2 separate regions of the Homo sapiens genome follow, and region 2 is linked to region 1. A link is a loop called in an ENCODE intact Hi-C map of the cell type or tissue named here. Cell type or tissue: K562. All regions are shown on one strand.

Region 1 (2,500 bases):
CATGTTATGTTAAATTAAGTAATCCTATGTTTTCTCTGGGAATTAGGGTTACTGAGAGTTAGAATAGTAGGAGAATAAGATGCGGTTTTGGTGAAGTTTGCAAAAAAAACAATGAGGATGTGATTTTTGCTTAAGAAAATGTACTTTTTTTTTCCAATTTGAAGGACCTTTCTACTGGTGTTGAGAAAAAAAACACTATTTGCATCCAACCATTTGTGGTAAACTGGTAAGTTTGTATTAATATCTCATGAGTAGAGTTCTGAAGTAAAAGCTATAGGATCTTTATTTGTACGAGTATGTGTATGTGCTTAGATGTGTTTATCTGTACATATGTGTATGCATGCTTAGGTGAGTTAAGGTGTACATACATGTGTTTTGTTACGTGTTGTGGCCACAAGGTACCAAATTGGATTAGAAATAAAGGACTACTCAGGAATTAAGTAAATGAGCCAAAATGCTTTGCAAGTTCACGTGACATAAGTAAATTGCAAATAAACAAGCTGGCTTTAAAGTTATTGGTAAAATAAAATTAGAAATGTCTTCAGAATTGTCAGCCTACATTATTGTTTAGATTTATTAGCTAGGAAGTTTTCTATTTATCTCTGCTAAATATTATGAGGTATCAAGATTTAGCATGAGTTATAAAGCTGTAAATGTAGCCCCAAAGAGAATTTTATCTTATATAATTTTTTGATAAATAAGAAATTTAATATTATTGTGAGAGAGAAGAGAGAAAGAAATCAACTAGGCAGATAGTTAGGGCTAGAGTCCTCAGTAGAATTCCCTTCCAACAAAAAGCAGCTTCTCTTCTAACAAAAAGCAGCCCAACAAGTCATTTCTCTTTTAGCAAAGAGCAGCCTGAAAGATCAGGCTGCAAACACAGATAAGGAAGGCAAGTTCTAACACAGAATGGGACCTCGTATGTAATCAACAAGTTTTGCTGATATATATTGAGCCCAAGTAGAGCACATTCCTCTCCCTTCTTGGAAATGCTCAGACAAGGAGGCTTGCACAGGGGAAGTGCCTGCAGCAGCACTGATAAGAAGAGCGACCCTGGACCAGGCACATCCACCACAGAGGGTTCTGACCCTCTCCTCTTTTTTTTTTTTCCACACATACGCAGTAGGAAGAGATAAGCAAGATGGAGTAACTCAGACTAAGGAGCCCACATGTGCACTAGAAAGGTTGGGGTGAAGACTGTCAGAAATTTGTGCCATATGCAAATGAAACACCTACTCCTGATTTTTTTTGTGCAGTATATAAATGAAACACACCTCCCCACCAGTTTGTCTATAAAAACCTTTGCATTTCACTGTAAAATGGCAACCCATTTTTCTAGGACCCCTCTTGGTGCCAGAGAGCTTTCTTCCTTTTGCTTATTAAAATTCTGCTCTAACTTCACCTTTGGAGTGTCCAGGTCCTTGATTTCCTCAGCCATGAGACCAAGAACTTTCGGTGACACCCCAGACAACAAGGCTGGTTTCAATTGGTTTAACTAAAACAACTAAATCTTGAATTATTGGCAACTCCCCCACCACCTATTTATTTAACCTTAAGGTTCTTACTTAGATAAACACCTGAAATCCATAGGCTATAAAAATGGATAATAGGGAAATAACTTTAAATGATTATCATAGTTTTCATAACGAATCTAGGTAAAATATTAAGAAATTAATTAGGTAAGTATAATGGAATAAATGCTTATAAAAACTTGTCATATAATTTAGAATCTAAAGTTAAATTAATAATAAATATTAATTAAATGGGTCTTTCCAATATTTTAAAAAAATTACAGGAAAACATTTTTCTAAAAAATAATGGGTCCTTATTAAAAAAAAAATTTTGTCTACTTCAAAGGTTATTTAAAGGTTATTTATAAAACAAGGTAAAGGAACCATTAAGTAAGAGAGATGACAAGAAAGTTGTAAATATAAAGAGGTATTAAAAGGAATATAATTTTATATGAGAAACAATTTTGTATTATACATTTTTTGCCCTAAAATAAAATGCCTGGTTATTTAAGAAAAAAGAATGTTTAGGATAAAACAGGAAGTCCAAACATGTCATAAATGGTTTGTGTAAATTGTAATAGGGTTTGTAAAAAGTGAATTTATGAAAAAAACCTATGTGATCAAGTTGGCTATAATTAAAAGGAAATTGATTTACTCTTAATAAAAGATATTAAAAGGTACTGATTTATTTTTAATAAAATTACAAGAGATTTTAAATTTTTAAACCCAAAAGTTCTTTTATTGCATCTCACTGTGTTTAGCTTTGTTTACCCTTTGAGAAGGCCTGAGATAATAACTTTCTTCTTCAACTCTTTCATCAGCTCCTGTAACCTTTTTTCCTTAGGTTCTAACTGATGTTGTGGCCTGCTGCTAAAAACGCTTTATCTTAAAGTTCTAAAAGGAAATGTTTTCTTCTAACATAACATTCTGGGCTCTTGACTTTATGAAATCAAAAACTTTCACTTATGACCCAGGATACACTCTTCCTC
Region 2 (2,500 bases), 240 kb before region 1:
TCTTTTGTGAGTGTTAGGTCTGATGGATTTTTATTTAATAGAGCAGATTTATTTTATAGCTACTGTGCACAAAATTAGCATAACATTATTATTGTGTTGTCATAGTGGCCAAAACAATTCTTTGAACATAAATCTTCATCTGTATTAAATTGTGTACCTAGGACTTCTTGGAACAAATGTGAGCTATTTGAAAACAAAGAAGACTTCTCAGCCTGTTATGGAAATAGAAGAGGAGTCTGCTGAAAAGATTCAATTTCTTAAGAGCAGTGGAACCTCTCTCTTAAGTACTGATAGCTTAGAAACAAATGGTAAGAAATGCAAGGGATATGAGTTGGTAAATTATTAATTGTTATGCTTATATTCAGAATTACAAAAATTATCTTGAAGCCTCCTTTACTGAAGCATGTAGACAGATTTAATATCTTCCTAGAGGTTTAGAATTATTCTAGAGAAGCTTTAAACCTTACGTATTATTAATATGAATTCATATTTGGTGAGTGAGAGTAAATATTTGTAAAATTTTTAAAATTTACTACATAATGTCAATAAATGCATCATTCAAATCAATGTTTTCAAAATTCTGTATATTACTAAAATATATTTGTGCTTTCCATTTAGAACTAGTAGTTTCTGAGCTCAACCATAGTAGTCTCGGAGTGGGATTGGACACATTAGAAGAACAAGAGGAGAAAGAACAATTTTTTGCCAGGCTTGAGAAAGGCTTGACATCTTCCATTGATTATTCGAGATTAAATAAGGAATTGGATTCTAATGACTCTACACATTTTAAAGCTTTACATAGGTAAAGTACAGTGTAAACTATTAATGATTTTTATGATTTCTATGTTTTTGGAAGGCTGATATATGTGTGATTTTAAATAGGTAAACATTATAACAGGCAAACTTAAATCTTATTTTTTAAATCTATTATCTGTTCATTTTATAGTTAGGGTTTTTCTTATGTGTGAGTAGAATATGTTTCTTGGTATTTGAGAGCCCATGCTGCCTCCACAATCTGAAATTTCATGCTATTGAGACTAATAGTACATTGCCAAGAAGTCCTTACTAGGAAAGTCATTTATTAATTCATTTTCCACAGACAAATAAAGAGAGTCCAGGTTACCATTATAAACTCAGGAAAAAAAATAACAGAAAGGGAAGTGGGAACCAAGGAGCAAAGACAAGTTTGATCTGTGTCTTAACCTCTGTATGGTTGGCCCTGATGGTTATCGGGAAACCTCATTTATTCTAGAAATCCCACTAGTTCACTGAACTGGTCCTCTCTTTATTACACTAGACCATTGCCATTCTCAAGACCTTTGAAACCTGAGGTCTTTAATGCCCTTATTTAGTTATCCATGTAATTCTTAAAATTATGAATGGAAAGAAGATCATAATTTTATTTAGGATTTTGAGATCACAAAGGTATAATTAAGGGTCAGGAGAATCATAATCTCTGATTATTAGAGTGCCTAGGCTCTGCAGGATGGTTAGTTTTTTATAGACAGTGGATAAAGAAATGCATTTACCTTCATGAACTTTGCGGGGTCTGAGATTTTTACCCTACTTGGCAAGCTAACAAGCTAGCCTTCCGGTTTTATGATGTTGACAATAGACAGAAGATTCCTGGATCAGAATTAAAGAACAAAGGCAGTACCTGAGTGTCGCATTTGTTCGCATTGGTTCCCCATGCCCTATGATTATGCTGAGGGCAAGTCAAAGGATCCATAATGGATGTATTCACACACAATGGGCTGTGTTACAGAAGAGGAACACTGAGCTTGGAAAATGTATTACTTTTTTTTGAGACGGAGTCTCGCTCTGTCGCCCAGGCTGGAGTGCAGTGGCACGATCTTGGCTCACTGCAAGCTCCACCTCCCGGGATCACACCATTCTCCTGCCTCAGCCTCCCGAGTAGCTGGGACTACAGGCGCCTGCCACCACGCCTGGCTAATTTTTTGTATTTTTTAGTAGAGAAGGGGTTTCACTGTGTTAGCCAGGATGGTCTCGATCTCCTGACCTTGTGATCCACCTGTCTCAGCCTCCCAAAGTGCTGGGATTACAGGCATGAGCCACCGCGCCCAGCGAAAATGTATTACTTTTATAGTAAGTGGAAACAAGCCTGCTCTTTGTTTGGTCGGAAATGTTACCCAAATGGCATGGTGAAAAATGATCAGCATCTTGTACTCTTGGCATATTCAGCAAGAATGTGCAGGGACACTCAGGGCCTATGGTCATTGCCTCTCCCAACGTTGTCAATACAGATTAAGCATGCGCGGGTTTGTGGGCCACAACTTTTTGCCACTTTGCTACATTTTTTAACTTTTTTCTTATTTCTTAACAGTATTCTTATCTATTGATATTTCTGCTGTAGAACAGGCCGGTCAAAGTACAGAATAGCATTGAACATGCAATATTAGGTGTTTGTAGCTCTCATCATTATTATATAGTCTTATAGTTTCTCTAACGATCTCACTAAATAGGGTTGATAGACTGAAAA

Evidence for each region. A loop is a pair of places that touch in the nucleus more often than their neighbours do. Peaks named below come from ENCODE experiments on the same cell type or tissue, not always from the same donor. Only the 100,000 strongest peaks of a DNase experiment are listed, where the experiment ranks them.
Region 2: a loop joins it to region 1, with 2.6 times the contacts of the local background. A loop is called at or near these places in 2 of 110 quality-filtered maps.

Annotation. Positions count from the first base shown.
Region 1 is chr6:83,973,307-83,975,806 of GRCh38, reverse strand. No RefSeq gene overlaps it. Among named protein-coding and RNA genes, the nearest start is that of LINC02857, 46 kb to the left of the region's middle. RefSeq lists a cis regulatory region at 751-1,356. In K562, no CTCF peak of the experiment used is centred here; a DNase peak (open chromatin) is centred at 1,056.
Region 2 is chr6:84,213,584-84,216,083 of GRCh38, reverse strand. It overlaps CEP162 (centrosomal protein 162), which reads left to right. Exons shown (of 27, transcript NM_014895.4): 4 at 162-308; 5 at 619-802. Among named protein-coding and RNA genes, the nearest start is that of CEP162, 13 kb to the left of the region's middle. In K562, no CTCF peak of the experiment used is centred here; no DNase peak of the experiment used is centred here.